2 separate regions of the Mus musculus genome follow, and region 2 is linked to region 1. Evidence: chromatin loops called from intact Hi-C (ENCODE). Cell type or tissue: heart. All regions are shown on one strand. Each heading gives the region's core, and the rest is flanking DNA. Links, peaks and the distances in the headings are about the cores only. Region 1 overlaps Atad2b (ATPase family, AAA domain containing 2B). Region 2 holds the start of Fam228b (family with sequence similarity 228, member B).

What was found. Peaks named below come from ENCODE experiments on the same cell type or tissue, not always from the same donor. Only the 100,000 strongest peaks of a DNase experiment are listed, where the experiment ranks them.
Region 2: it touches region 1 in a loop (3-fold over the local background); 2 of 42 quality-filtered maps call a loop at or near these places.

What each region holds. Positions count from the first base shown.
Region 1 is chr12:4,968,711-4,977,049 of GRCm38, reverse strand. It overlaps Atad2b (ATPase family, AAA domain containing 2B), which reads right to left. Exons shown (of 28, transcript NM_001362349.1): 15 at 7,608-7,698; 16 at 2,771-3,082. Among named protein-coding and RNA genes, the nearest start is that of Atad2b, 56 kb to the right of the region's middle. In heart, for the core only: CTCF peaks have their summits at 3,696 and 3,896 (motif pointing right); no DNase peak of the experiment used is centred there.
Region 2 is chr12:4,764,529-4,772,867 of GRCm38, reverse strand. Fam228b (family with sequence similarity 228, member B) reads left to right here and starts at 3,634. Exons shown (of 7, transcript NM_175431.5): 1 at 3,634-3,962; 2 at 4,347-4,478. The coding sequence starts at 4,371. It overlaps Pfn4 (profilin family, member 4), which reads right to left and starts at 3,573. Exons shown (of 4, transcript NM_028376.4): 1 at 2,599-3,573. The coding sequence starts at 2,715. In heart, for the core only: CTCF peaks have their summits at 3,638 and 3,842; a DNase peak (open chromatin) is centred at 3,597; H3K4me3 peaks cover 1,294 bases; H3K27ac peaks cover 1,225 bases.

The sequences.
Region 1 (8,339 bases), core at 95-8,094:
TTCAAGGTTCCAAAGAAGGAAGGGGAAGGGAAGGGAGGCAGGGAGGAGGAGACTAGGTAAGGTGAGGGAAAAGAAGAAGAAAAGAGAGAAGGAGGGAAGGAGGGAAGGAGGGAGAAAGGGAAGAACTATATCATATATTTCTAAAACAGAAGAATAGGATGCTGTATAAAGATAAGGCACAGGGCTAGGGGGATGGCTCCGTGGTTAAAGTGCTTACCATGAGTGCAGATCTCCAGAACCCACAGAGACACCATGTAAGCATGGCAGCCCTCCTACAATCTCAGTCTTGAAAAGCAGAAACAAAACTCACAGAGCAAGCTGGCTACTCAGTCAGGGAAACAGGCGACATACAAGGAAGGATAGTTGCTGACATCAGCTCCATGTTCACAAAGTACACTCACCTAGACGCATGTGCACCCACACACAGGACATACACATGGCCAACAAACACACAAAAATCAAACAGAAGAAAATGAGGAGGCACAGAATGATACAAGTAAGAAGAGTTACAGTGGCCTTTAAAAGCTAAATACTTAGTAAATATTTATTTGAGAAATAACAGAAAATCTCTTAGGTGATAATGTCACAAACAAGGAAAGAATACAGGTCTATGGAAAAAATATTAACGAATAAAACAAACTGGAAAATACATATAAAGTAATGAAAGACAAGAATTTACAACTTGAATAAAATGTAGTTGTTATCCCACTAATACATGCAACTTAGTTTTGTTGCCTGAAGTAAAGTATACTTTGCAATTACAAAAATAAAAGTATATGAAGAGAACAATGCCATAAAATGGAAACTCTCAAATGAAGAAAAAGAATATCAAAAATCTCTCACAATAGGTAATTCTTCATTTTACATTCTGATCACAGTACCCCTTCCATGGGCCCTCCCCACTGTGCCATCTTCTTCATATCTGAAAAGAGGGAGGTCCCCCCTGGATACCAACCACCCTAGCACATCAAGTCACTGCAGAACTAAGCCCATCCTCTCCCACTGAGGCCAGCCAAGACAGCCCAGTTAGAGGAGCAGGATCCACAGGCAGGCAGCAGTCAGGGACAGCCCCTGCTCCAGTTGCTGGGGGACCCACACAAAAAGTAAGCTGAGTGTCTGCATCACATGGATGGAGGGCCTAGGTCCAGCCCTTGTATGTTCTTTGGTTGGTGGTTCAGTCTCTGGACCCCGAGGGTCCAGCAGTTGACTCCGTTGGTCTGCCTGGGGAGTCCCTGCATTGTCTAAAGAAGCAAATCATTTTGTTTTTTGTTTTTTATTGAAAGTTTTAGATAAAGATATTTATATGTGTGTTCCCAGTTATAAAAATCATAGATAAGCTAGGGTGATGACTCCTATCTGTAATAGTGTACTCAGGAGAGTAAGACAGGAGGATTGTTATAAGTTTAACTATCAACCAGTGCTATATAATGATTTCCAGAGTGAAACTGTCTCAGAAAAGAAAGACAAAGAACGTACCTATCACAGATAAAAACACACACAAATCACAGCACAGAGCCTGATTCATAGATATGCTCAGGAATAGTTGTCCACACCCTACCTGTCAAAAAAACCTTAAGGAACAAAGAGTTCTATGTAAAGTTTTCCTTTAAAGAAAATTAGTCTTTGAAAAAATATATTTATAATGACAGTCAAATTGAATAATATTCATGATTCACTGAATATACTCATTTGATATTCATTAGACAACATCAATGAATTTTAATGTTGCTATAATTCTCTGAACAATTTTCTATTTGTTATAAGCTACACACTAAGTAAAGAGAGTATTAAGATAAATTTAAAATAATCAAAACACACTATCTCATGCCAGGCACGTGGCTTTAATCCCAGGTAGAGAGAGAAGCAGGCAAAATGCCCAGGCCAGCTAGGAATACACAGTGAAACCCTGTGTTAAACCAACAAAAAAATAAAACCCTCACTACTTCACCTTCAAATTTCATGGGTCTTACTTGATTTCAACATAAACCTAAACTTTTTGGGGGGGTTGGGGGAGATGAAACAAGGTTTCCTGTTGTCCTGCTGACCTAGCCCTCAAAAGATGACGTGAAACTTCTGATCTTGCATCTTCCGCCTCTCCAGTGGTACAGGCGTGCACCATCATGTCCAGCTGACACAGAACTGAGAGCTGAATCAGGACCTCAGGCAAGGTAGACAAGCATGCCTCTCACTAACTTATATCTCCAGCAGAATTTTTTTTTCCTCATGAAAATGTGATTTTTAGGATAATGTTCTGATTTCATCTCAGGTCCAAATTACAGGCCCGGGCTTAATGAAATCTATAACTATGGACAATTAGGCTGGACGTTACTCCCTTACCTACAGCTCATTTTCATTTTCATCGGCACAAATGAAGAGTGCTCTGTCAACATCATCAAAATGAGCTGACTGTACAGAAGCGTCCGAACAAAGCACGGCCGGGGCAGGCAAGCTCCCTGGGCTTGAGTCGGCCTCCAATCTTACTGAGTGACCTCGCATAACCAAAGTGCTCAATCTCCTCAAAACTCATAGAACTTTGATATGGATTCATGAATGATAAATTAGGCACTTTATAATAAATAAGCAATTATTACTATAGTCTACTTTCTAACATCCTCCATATTAAGAGTGAATAAACATTCACCAGGCAACACCATTTACAGACAACATGTGAGTTCTGAAATATTCAGTGATGAGTGAAATAAAGTTCTAATTAATCTTATGAAGAAATGTTTTTCTTATTTTCACAATACAAAAAAGTAGTTTACAGTACCTTCTTTCTTGTCACTCTGGCTAGTTTCTGCATGAGGAAATATTTTTTGCAGGACTGCTAAGATGTTGTTGAAACTTCTTTCTAGCAATGGCCTTATAATGGGGGACAGCGCCTGTCCTGAAGACATCACAGCACGTTGGGAAGCAGGCACGATGTTCTGCATGGCATGGTAGAAGTCGTGGGCGCTGAGCACTATTGAGGTGACATCCAGCTGCAGCTTGTGGCTGCTGGCATAGATCTGAGGGTAGCGCCTCCGCAGGGCAGTCAGGGCGGCTTCTGTACACAGGGCCTTGATGTCAGCTCCACAGTAGCCTAATGCACAAAACGAGAAAAGGAACAAAATTAATTCTTCCGAAGATCACTCTGGTTTCATAATACATACATTTCTATCTAAAATAATCAGTAATCATTGGCAAAATTGAAATGAATCCTTTAAAATCACCTAACAAAACTGACTAAAAATGTTCTAAGTATTTTAAATTATCAAAAACATAAGCTAATAACATTAACACAAAAAGTCCTGTATTGTGTGTCAAAAACCACTGACTGCGATGCACAGCTTTCTTCAGGGCAAGTTTTCAAAGAATTACTGCTACATTTCAATCTTTCATAACTAATCTTAATCTAGACTTTATCCTCACACTATACCACTATGCAACATTCTTCATCTTTCTTTGATTTTATTTTGAGACCAAATCTCACTAAATTGCCCAGGCCTCCTGCCCTGGCGTGCTGAGTACCTATGACTACAGGTGTGTGTCACCTCTCCTGGCTTATTTTTTCTAATATTACTAACTTCCTAAATACATATGAAAAAGTGATACAAAGGTATTATATATAAGGAGAATCTTCAAAAACTTATAATTTACCATCAGACCTGAGCATAGCACAATAGTCATTAACAAGTTGAAAAGCACTGTAACTTAATGTTGTAATTAGACTATTGTTTCCCACACTGACTCTCATTACTTACCTACTTACTTCTGCAAAACATACATTTACAAAAATGATCTACTAGAAACTCATGTCACAAAAGGGAAAAACAAACCAAAACCTTCAGATTAGCCAAAGACTGTCTTTTACTATCAGCAACTAAATTAAACTTCACTTGGGCACCCTTATCAGTTGCACCAGCAGGGGGAGCCACTTGAACAAGTTATAGAACATTATGCCCTAAACTTAGGGATCACTATTGAGTTGTCTTCCTCTTTATACTTCATGTTGACTTTATGATACTTATAAATACCAAAATAAAAATGATTACAAAAGGAAAAAATGACTCGTGAGTTTATAATCTGAGAATTTGCCTTAAAAACTATAAACAGATTAAAGAAATATTATAACAATCTAACTCCCAAATAATTCTTCAGAATAACTATGTTTATCATTAGTCTTCTATTTTATACTTCTCCATTAATAAATTTTTAAGTACATTTTTCTTTGACATACAGTTTTTATATTACTTCAACAAAATGAGTACAGAACACTTGTATAACATTATAAAGTAGAAAATAATCACAAGAACATGAATTTTGTAAGATAAAAATAAACTACCATCATCAAATAAGAACCATACTTATATTCCCGGTAAATATCTGCACAGTGAATGGACACGCAGTGGTCCTCTTTACAACAGCTGCTCAAGTTAACAAGAAAAGCTCAGAGGCTGGTGAGATACAACAGCAACTATAGAAGTACTCATAAATCCTCCAGGAACATAAGGCAGTATATTTGCCATAGTAACATGTTAATTATATACAATGGCAATACGCTATTCATTCTTTCCTAATTGAGTCCACAAGATTGACTTTATTAACAATATCAGAATCCATTTTCTAAAGAAAATTTTCAGTGGGTAATCACAATTACTAGACAAAAAAAAAAAAGCAGACAATATTGTCTTTATCTGCTTGTGCGAAATTAACTGGCCTGTATCTATGGTTCTCAATTTTAAAAACTCATCAGAATGAATGCAAACTCCCAGGCTCCACAACAGTGAGTCACTCTCTGAGAGTTTAAAATTTTAAGTATGTATTTTGAGAAAAATTTAGAAATTCCTCTGATGCACAAAAAAGTTGAGAACCATTCACTTGCTTCTATATGCTTCACTGGATTCAAACACTGAACACAGTACACCAGAACGGCAATGCTCTGGGTGAACACTGGCCCTCCCTCAGGGGCTCTTGTCCTGCTCTAAGTGATAGCACACCTTGTACTCTCACAGTGTTCTAGTTTAGGAAACAGAGGATGCTGACAGAAGAAACAACCTTAAAAGTTAAACGTTTACGTTCTTGTTTTTAAAGCATCCTTTTTCAAAACCCACATTCACCATTCCTAAACAATGCTCTACTGGACACCAACAGACTGAAGAAACATGGTTCTTTCATGTTACTATTAGGTTATAATTTTGTTTGTTTGTTTGTTGGTTGGTTGGTTGGTTGGTTGGTTGGTTGGTTTTTCCAGACAGGGTTTCTCTGTGTAGCCCTGGCTGTCCTGGAACTCACTCTGTAGACCAGGCTGGCCTCGAACTCAGAAATCCGCCTGCCTCTGCCTCCCGAGTGCTGGGATTAAAGGCATGCACCACCCCCGCCCGGCTAGGTTATAATTTTTGTAAAGATTGAAAATATAACTATAAAGGGTTAGGTTAGAAAAAAGGATCAATATTTTTATGAGGATTTCTTTAGAAAAATTACAAACAAAATGAAAGCCCCAAATACAGATATTTCATAGACATGTTTTCGTTGTTTTAAGCCTCTCACTGAAAATAAACAGAAAACATTAGATAATCCGTTTTATTAATTGTAAGCTATTTTTTGTATAAATGTTGACACCAGCTTTTTATGAAATTTCTTTATTACTTAAAAAGAATACCTGATATGCATGCAAAAGCCTCCAAGGTATCTCAAGTCAAAGTCCATAGCCTATAAAAGGCCAACTATCCTTGCAGATATTCACCAAGACTGCATAATCTTTGTTAGGCATAAATCCCACTGAACTGAAACCATACATGTTAAAACATATTTGAGGTATATAGTAATATTCAAAATAAATTTAAAATAGTAGTTCTAATAGGACAGTAGTTCTATTCCTACTTGAAGATCTGCATTTGACCATTCTTAACATGAACTGGTTTCTTAAATGAAATCAATGCCATAACTGAACACACAACCATTTAATTTCACTGGAATTTTATTTAACTCTCCAAAAAGCCAATGGTATATAAACATATCTCATACATACTGCCACCCCACAAAAAGAGGAAAAGCAAGAGAAGTTTCAGTCCAGTAAGAAATTACATTGTAAATGTCTTTTAAAGACCAACTGCATGCTAAAGTAAGTCACTTGGAAAAGTGCAGAATACTGACTGACCTTTTGAAACACATATGAAAACTGAAACTCAAATATTAAGATAAAGAATTAAACTTCAGTGTGTAACATTTCAGATGAAAGGCAGGGTAATAGAAAGTTATTTTAGAATAGCTAGGGATTTCTCACTTCTTGAAGACAACTATGAACTTCAACTAAGGCTCATCCTGTGACAGATTCACAGAAAAATCTACAAAAGCTCCCAGTCTGATCTGAACTCTAATACCATAATATGATAAATAAAGGGGAGAGGGATCAAAAAGGAAAGACTGGGTTCTGTTTTGTTTTGTTTCGTTTTAACCAAGTACCACCCTCTCCCATAAAGCAGCACAAGGCTTTGCAAAGATCAAGCCAATGTACATGAAATGGGTCTGGCGCATGCTCTCTTATACCAGGCAAAGCTTAAATTGGGGTAGTGCTGGAGAGATTTACGTTTTCTCCTCACCAGAAGATGTCGAGGTCTTTGTGGTTCAAAAGCTGAGGGATGCTGCTTCGGAGATGGAAGTCCCTGTGGATGAAGAGGATAATTCGGATGTAGCTAACTGAATGGACTAATGTTCTATTTAAGTTTTAATTATTTGATAGTGGATCACAATGAAATTTTTTTTAACTAAGTTGATGTTTTTGGTTTTGGTAACTTTGAAGTTTTCCCAAGTAGATATCATTAATGGATTTATTTGAGGGATTTCTTCATAATGCTTAAAATATTCATGGAGATAGGTAGTTTTTTATTTGTTTTTTATATTTTGCAGAGTATGGGGAAAAAAAACCATGAAATGGGTTTAGTGCATGCTCTCTTGCCAGGAAGAAGGAAGAATGAGGGAACTTTCCTTTGTGTACATTCAGTTACTACTAACCTCCTATTTCAGACCTAATTAGAAGAGAGAAAGCCTCGAATTCCATCTCCTGTGGTTATCAGTGCTCTCATCCTCTTAGAACATCAATGGTTATTTATTCTGTGGGTGACATTTTTCTACTGTGATGTATTTAAATTAAGTTGAAAAGTTTTATATTTGAGGCAAATAGCAGTAAGGATTTTCTTTGCTGGCCCCTCCCACCCAGCTCTCTCTAGACTGCAGGAACAGAGCTGAGCCCGACAGCTCTATCCAGGACGCATGGGAGGCCACAGTGCTCATCCACATGGGCCTTTTCTCTTATGCTTGTCTTTCTTAGTAACATTTCTGAGAAGGGATAATTCCTAAGAGGAGACTGTAGTAATATGAAGGATGTTCAGCATTCAATGAAACCCATGTGACTTCTAAGCTTTGTTCACCAAACACCTCACATGATGAGAATTCAATCCATGAAACTTTAAGTGAAACGATTGTATAACTTTTAAATATGAATTCAGAGCCGTCTATCACACAGTTAAAGACATACAACTGTACTCATTCACATTTCAACATAAAGGGAAAGGCACACGGAGTAGGACAAGCAGAGACAGGCGAAGAGTTCAAATAGGAGCACTCACCAACACATTTTTCTGCCAATTCTCCTAAAAATGCATCAGACAGTTTTGGGTTCCAGTCCCTGGTGTGGATCTGCAAGATGTGCTTTCTGGCCTAAGAAGAAGAGTACAGCGGCGTAAGACAGCACCAACTTCTCATGGGTTTGCTGTAACAAATTCTGACTGTAACCCCACACTAAGCTGTTCTCTGTTTTAAAAGAATTTTAAACACCTTGGCATTCACATCAACCTGTTTGTTATAAAACCTAAGATTTTGGGGGCTGGAGAGATGGTTCAGCAGTCAAGAGCACTGGCTGCTCTTCCAGAGGTCCTGAGTTCAATTCCCAGCAACCACACGGTGGCTCACAACCATGTAATGGAATCTGATGCCCTCTTCAGGTGTGTCTGAAGACAGTGACAGTGTGCTCACATATATACATAAAAAGAAAACTTAAAAACAGAAACAAAAACCCTACAACTTTTATCTCTGTTTCATGAGTTTAGACAATTCATGTTCTAAGAGGTAAAAAGAAGCTTCATTAGTGACATTAAATAGTGAATCACTAATGTGTGACAAGAAGCTAAAACTAAATGTTACGTTCCTACATGCCTCCTTTTCTATTTTATTTATTATTAGTGGTGGGAGGTAGGGAGGGGTGTGCACACACACTATATCACAGAAAAACTCTTGGGATCATCTCTGCTCCAACTATGGAGTCTGGGGATCAAACTCATGTCATCAGAATTCCACGACAA
Region 2 (8,339 bases), core at 290-8,289, 200 kb after region 1:
ATTATAGTTCCAGAAAGATGGCTCGGTGGTTAAGAATACTTGGTGCTCACAGGAAGGATCTAGATTCAGTTCCCAGCACCTCTATGTTGGCTTACAGTTCTAGGGGATACAAGTCTTCTGAATTCTGAAGGCACCAGGCATGCATGTGACACACACAATCACACACACACACACACACACACACACACACACACACACTGAAAATATTGATATGAAAAATAAAAATGACAAACCCCCCTGCTTTGAGAATCTGTCATATACCAGTCAGAATAAGTATTAAGAGAACGAAAACAAATGGGGGCAGGGATGTAGCTCATTAGGTAGAGTATTTGCTTAGCACGCTGACGCTCTGGGGTTAGTCCTCAGCACTGCAGAAACCAGGCTTGGTGCTCCATGGACACAGTCCTAGCACTTGGGAGGTAGAGGCAGGAGGTTCAAGGTTATCTTTGGATACCTAGTAAGTTGCAGGCTAGCCTCAGCTACATGAACCTTCTTTAAAAATGGAAAATAAAGAAGAAGACAAATGACAACAAGAGCTGGCAAAGGCATGAGGAGAGAGAGGAGGAACTCAATCCACTGACGCCGTGGGTGCAAACTTGTGCAGCCACTGTGGAAATCAGCATAGACGTTCCCAAAGCTGCACCTAGAACTACCACATGACCTAGCCGTAGCACACATCACGGAATAGAACTACCACATGACCTAGCCGTAGCACACATCACGGAATAGAACTACCACATGACCTAGCCGTAGCACACATCACGGAATAGAACTACCACATGACCTAGCCGTAGCACACATCACGGAAGGAGTTTGAATCAACGAAATCATCCTGTCAGCAGAGATGGGCACATGTAGGGGTTTGTTGTTGTAGTTTTCCACAATTGCCGGAAATGGAACCCACCATGCCTGTCACTGTGGATAAAGAAATTTACTACACATACACAATACAATTTTATATAGCCATAAAGAAATTGAAATGGCTGGAAATAGTGGAACATGCCTTTAATCCTAGCACTTGGGAAGTAGAGGCAGGCAGATCTCTGTGAGTTTGAGGCCAGTCTGGCCTACATAATGATACCCTGTCTCAGGGGAAAAAAAGAAAAAAAAATCATGACATTTGTAGAAAAAAAATCATTGTGTTAAGGATTAACAAACCAGACTCAGATGGACAATCACCACAGAGCCGCCCCTACACATTTTATTTTATAAATGAAACCTAGATTTAAAATGATGTGGATGAGGCTGGAGAGATGATTCAGCATGTAAGACCACTTGTTGCTCTTGCAGAGAACCCAGGTTCAGTTCCCAGTGCCCATCCACATTGTAGGTACCAACTGTCTAGTTCTAGAGACCTGAAACCCTCTTTTGCCCTCTGCAGGCACTGCATACACATGGTGCATGAACATACATGCAGACAAAACACACCCATACACATCAAACACGTCTTTACAGTTATGTATCTGTGTGTGTGTGTGTGTGAGACAAACTTATAAGAGAGGAGGAGGATCTCTTAAGGAATGTGGGAAACAGGATAATGGAATACACATGATAAGAAAACAGAAGAATTAAGGGAGGAAGAGAACCAGCTGAAGCTGGAGAGGGTGGATAGAAGGCCCTTGGGGATGAATGAAAACAAGGTATAGTGTCATATAGGATCAGGATGTGCTTTGCTCTAAGTTACTCTATATTTTGTAAAACAGTGGTTTTTCAGTGTGTCTTGCCCCGAGAGACTCTATTTTGAAGATGGAGGATGACTTCATACCTGGATGGACACAGGAACAGTAGGTCTATCAAGAACCACCCACTCAACCCAGACTGAAAAAATGACTTATTTCTGGGAGTAGAGAGAATGCTGAAATAGCAGAGGCATATGGACATATTAAAATCGTATCAGAAAAAACAGGCCCAAGAAACTACCATATACAACAGAGCAAAGAATGGGTGTGTCTTCCTTACCTGGCTCCCTAAAGAAGCAAACACCTAGCACTGAGATGGTATTAGTTCCTACTGCCCTGGACTTGCCCCATCTATCAGTCTACCAATCTGTCTGGACCCATCTTGGTTCCTTTATTCCTGGAGTTGGTTTCAACTCTGCGGCTTCAGTTTCAAACTTGAGATCTGAAGGAGCCTTAAGTCATCACTACAGCTTCTCCAGACTCTTTCCCGAAGCTCTGGTACTGTTAATTTATCAACAAATATCAAATATCTAATGATATTTCTACCAACTGCCCTGCTTTTCAGAACTTCTGAAAATTCTTGATCTCTGCTGTGGCCTCATAACACTTTATTGCCAATCTGTAACACTGTGTGTGTGTGTGTGTGTGTGTAATCCATGAGTTGATATTAGTAATTAAGATAGCAGAATAAGAATCTGTGCTTACCCGTGAGGTTACCAAAGAAAGCAGGCATATGTATGAAATTGTTGCCACAGAAACTATCGTACTTTGTGAATTTATCATTACTCAATAAATTCTGACATTGTTGAAACATGTTCGGATGTTACATAGCTTACAACACATACATGAAGATAACATATAAAATCCAACACTCTATATGCTAACCTAAAAAATATTTTTAAGAAGCTTTCACCCTTACACTAAATCCTGGTGATGTCACACACAGGGTCTTTTCCTGGAGTTTGATGAGGGCTGCGCTGTCCACGTGTTTCGTCCCCAGCAGGGTATCTAACAGTAAGTTCTGCAAGTGACTCATGCTTCTTCGGCTCTGAACCAGAACCTGCAGCTGAAGACTCCACGAGGGACAATACAAGTGCTTCTTGTGTACGTTCCAGCTTATTATCAGTGTGTGTCCTCTAAAACGGTGGACGAGTGAAAATAGTGGTCCATCATCCAGGGTTCACCAGTACTCAGAGGGGAAGAAAAACTATTATAGAAAAATCAGAATTCACAGAATGGTTTATGAAGGTGAGTTTGAAAAAAAAATCAGAGCCTCAATATTTTTATCTATTTAATGATTTACCTGAGATTTAAAAACAAAGGTCTATGCCTATTATTTTGGGTACTCTAAGGGCAGGAAGGTCACAAGTTCAAGGCCAAAGAGACCCTGTCTTAGAAAAATAAAGATCTGCGAATAAGTCCTCCATTCAATTCTCAGCTCCGCAAAAATGAACAAACAAATAAATAAAAGTAAAATAAAGTAAAAACAAAAAAAAGCAACCAGTTATCCACAAAATCTCAAAACCACTCAAGGTGCACCACCGATTTAAAAAAGATACTCTTTTCATTCCTCCTCCTTGGCCAGCATCAACGCTGTAGACAAGACACCGGTCAACAAACCTGAGCTCTAAGACCACCTTGGAGGCTCTTTAGAGCTACATTTACTGCTCATGTGCTGCCATCTTGGACGGCCCTCAAAGGGTCAACCGCCACAAACACTCTTTTGCCGCAGGTTCCTAGTAAGGCGAACGACTCTCTCCCGCCGCTGCCTTCGGAGGACTAATTGATGGGAGGCCGGTAGCCTAACTGAATCCTGAGTCCTGGAGGCCGGGAACTAAACACAGAGTAGGGGCTACAAGAGGAGACGAGGCTCCGCTAGGGGCGGGCGTAGCACGGATCTGAAAAGCTGATTGGCTGCGATAGCTGCCTGTTAGCGCGAGACAGTTCCACTGCCTCCTTTTCGACTCGCCTCGCTCCCAGGCCAGAGGGCTGCACTGCTCCGTGCTGTTCGGCGAGGTGCGCGCGCGTTCTCGTCTTCCCGCTGGCCGAGGGGCGCGTAGGGGTGGCGCCGCGTCCCAGGAGACAGAGGTCCGAACGCCCGCGCGTTCCGAATCCAAGGTCTCGGGCTGAGGCCGCGGGCTCACTGTGGTGCGGAGAGCCGAAGGGCAGGCCCACCGCCAGAGGGGGCTGAAGGACCTGTGGAAGCCTGCGCGGCAGGACGGCCCGCGCACGCGGTCTGTGTCGGAGCCGGCGAATCGCGAATCGGGGGCCCGGTACTCCCGGGTGAGCGGGCCTGGTACCCTAGATTCATCATGGGCGCAGACCCACAAGTCTTCTTCTCCCTCACATGCAGGCCCCGGGGAGGGCTTTGGATCTCTTGGAGCTTGAAGGTCCCAAATTCCCTTCTTTCTCTAAGTTCATTTGTCAGTAGCTTGAAAGCGGCAACTCATCAGCATTCATGTCATATCAAACCTAGAAAACTGCTGGGAACTAGATTCCTAGCCAGGAGGGCTTCAAGAGAGCCCTGTTTCAAGCCAATTGGAAGGGACACATGGACGGGCAGTTTTCCAAGACTCGTTCCCTAAGTGCCCAAGGTCATGAGTGTTGATTATTAAACCGCGGAGAAAATTACTGTGAATTTTAATTACAAAATAAATGCTATTTTAGCTTTTCTAGGGACTGTGTTACTTGATGACCACAATGAAAAATAGGAGCCAAGATGATATGGTGACGGGCACACTCCCCAAGCTCAAGAGCTCCAAAGAATGGTTGGAACCACAGTCGCTTTCTTTTATGGAGGTACAGTTGTATGACTGTTGAGGTCCTTGCTTAGAGATGTGCCTTGTGCATAAGTTTTATTTTTCTTTCTATTTTACTCTATTGGATAGAACCTATCTATCCCCATTAACTCTACTAACTTTGTTACTTACTTACTTTGCTCTTTAAGAGCTTAAAGTAGAATCATATACCATTGATTATAAATTTTAACAATATAACAAAGCTGATAAAAACCTACTTAAAGCCGGGCGTGGTGGCACACGCCTTTAATCCCAGCACTCGGGAGGCAGAGGCAGGTGGATTTCTGAGTTCAAGGCCAGCCTGGTCTAGAGAGTGAGTTCCAGGACAGCCAGGGTTACACAGGGAAACCCTGTCTCGAAAAACCAACCAACCAACCAAAAACCCCTATTTAAACCTGGATATGTTGTATTTTTCTTCCTAAAGAGTTTTATTAAGGTATAATTGGTGTAAAATAAATACACTTGAAATGCATAACGATAAATTTTAACGTGTGTATGTTCCTGAAGCCAGTTTTACACATCAAGATAACAAATACATTGACTGCTCCCAGTTTTCTCATCAAGTTCTTTTGGAGTACCCCCTCACACTTCCCTCATTTCCTGTAACCATTCTGTCATTATGGTTTTGCTTATTTTAAAAAAATTTTATGCAGTGAAAACTTATGTATTCTTTTTTGGTTTGTTTCTTGTTTGTTTGAGACAGGGTTTTGTTTGTTTGTTTGAGACAGGATTTTGCTGTATAACCCTGGCTGTCCTGGAACTCGCTTTGTAGACCAGGCTGGTCTGAAAAATCAGAGATCTGCCTGCCTCTGCCTCCCGAGTGCCTGGCTCCTATGTATGCTTTTTTTGTTTTTGTTTTTTCGAGACAGGGTTTCTCTGTGTAACCCTGGCTGTCCTGGAACTCACTCTGTAGACCAGGCTGGCCTTGAACTCAGAAATCCACCTGCCTCTGCCTCCCGAGTGCTGGGATTAAAGGCTTGAGCCCCACCGCCTGGCTCAGTTTCCTTTTTAGTCTATTCCCAAGGATATATAACTTCTACCACTCTCTTAATTCCAGAATTTTTTCATCATTCCTAAAAACCAACTATATTCATTGGCAGTCTTCTTTCTTTGCCCTCTAGTTATTGGTAACAGTAATCTACTTTCTAACTCTGTAGATTTGCATATTCTGGACATTTATACAAATGAGACCTATGTAATATGTGATCCTTTGTGACTGGCTTCTTTCATGTGGAATAATGCTTTCAAGGTTCATCCATGTTGTACCATTTGTTACTGCATGGTCTTTTAAATTATACATTGCATGTGGACAGGTGTTCGTGAAGGTCAGAAGGAGGTGTTGGGTTCTGTGGAACTGGGATGGTTTTAAGCTGCCTGATGAATGTACTGCAAACTGAACTCGCACCTGGAAGAGCAGGAAGTCTTAACCACTCACTGGGTCAAATAACTCTATACATAACTTTTTGGGAAACCAACAAATAGATTCCCCACAGCAGCTGTGCCATTTCACTATAAAGTCCCAGCAATGTATGATGGCTCTAATTTCTCCACTACTTGAAGTTTATTGGATTTCTTGTATCTGTTGGCTTACAGGTTCCAAAATGCCCTCCTTTCAGGTATTCTTTCCTTCCCTCCCTTGGCACCCCCACTTTTGTCTCTCGGACAAGGTCTCTGTGTTGTCTCTGCTGTCCTCAAATTCTAGTCCTCCTGCCTCAGCCTTCTTGGGGCTGGGTTTCCAGGCACATGTCGCTAAGTCTGGGTCTGAAGTGAATTATTCCCAATGCTATACTTTCACATTTACTGAAATCATAATTATGATTCATATTTATGTCATCTCCAATCTTCTGATAATCTCACTGAAGTTTGTTTCTTTGTAAAATTTAAGAACTGGATTTTTCCACTTTTTTTTTTTCCTTCTTGCTTCTTTTTGTTTGCTAAATCTGTCTATTCATTGTTAGCATTTTAAAAAAATATCCCTCTCCACTTTTCTCTTTGGATAGGACCTCACTGTATTGCATAGCCTGGTCTTCAATCCTTTGTCTTCCTGTAGCAGCCTCCCTAGTACCTAGAATAACTGGAATTAGGGCTTGTGTACGAAGCTGTACTCCCGAAGTCTTTATCTTTCAGTTACAAGATATGGACCATCCCAGTTTCTGCTGATTTTTTTCCTTAAGTATGGGTGACATTTTCCTTTTCCTCTGTGTCTAGTAATTTTAGATTCTATTTTAGACATTATGAATGATAGACATTATTTATACAAGACCTGGCTTCTTTTATGTCATAAAGAATATTGAATTTACCAGGTAATTGACTTTGCAGAGTTCAGGCTCTAAACTTTGTCAGTTAGCAGCCGCTGAAACTACTTTACTTTTCTTAGGCTTTAGTTGGGCTGCATAAAGCCCTGTCCACAGACAGTTCAAGTGGGAGAGCATTTGCTTAGCATGAATCAGGTTTATCTCCACCACTGTTAGGGAAAAAAGCCTTCCATAATTGCCATGAACTTTGCTTTCTAATTCCTCAACCAGTGGGATCATATGTGTGTGAGGTTTAGCTACCTCCACTAGCTCTGGTTGAAACTAGTTTGGCAAAAGGAGATGAAGCCTTTTGGTCATTCTCCAGTGTCTTCAGATTTTCAGATTGATCTCTCTCTCTTTCTCTCTCTCACATATATATATACATACATATATATCTACATATGTTACTGCATGGTCTTTTAAATTATACATTGCATGTGGACAGGTGTTCGTGAAGGTCAGAAGGAGGTGTTGGGTGTATATATATATATATACATACACACACACACATATATAAATTTTTTTTGGTCTAGAGCTACAATATTAATCCACTATCAATCTTACTTGAGGACAGCAGTCTTGTCAGAATCAGCAACTTTCTGTGCAAAAGGAGGAAAGAAAATAAATAAAATAAATTGTGAAGTCAAGGGCATTGGTTCACACCTGTAATCCTTGCACTTAGGAGGTTGCGGCAGGGGGATCACAAGTCTGAGACTCCTGAGCAAGTTTTAGGACATGTTATAAATACATAGCCAGATCCTGTTCCCTCAAAAATATTAGACACACATTTGAGTTTGAATTGTCGTCCAGTGGGTGTGGGTGTGCCCTTCTTTAATCCCAGTACTCAGGAGGGAGAGGCAGGTGGATCTCTGTGAATTTGAAGCCAGCCTGGGGTACACAGTGAGTTCCAGGCCAGCCAGGGCTATATTTTGGGACCCTGACTCAAAATCAAACAACAGCAAAACTCCATTAAATCTACACAAAAATACATAAATTTACTAGGTAATTACAAGATCTTCACGAATGATAAATGTATTTATTCATTTATTTGTTATATTTATGTCCCTACTGCCTTTGAGAAAAAAAAAGTTTCAGTCTATTAAGCAACAGGTCAGTTGTCATGGACAATTAGTTAAGGAACATAGGATGGACTGGGTTGGTGGCACAGGACTTGGGAGACAAGGAGTGGATTGATACTCGTTTGAAGTCAGCCTGGGCTACATTATAAGATCCTGTCTTAAAACAATGTAGGAAGACTTTAAGGACAAATGTTTTTGTATTTCAATACTCTATTCTTAAATTTTATAAAGATCCAGCCACATTTTAATAATAGTTTTACATCTCATGTAATTTTGTAGATAAAAATCCATAATGCAATTTATCCATGATCCTTACATTTCATTTTTTAAAAAGCAATCTCAAAATCAAATCAACAGGCAAATTTATAATCAAAAAGTAAGCAGGGAAGTATGACATGGAATGCACCCACCTTGTGCTGTTATATCTCCGTGTTTGTTTCTAGGTATAGCTTTGCCTAAGGTGGTGCTAAGCTGGCATAGCCTTACATT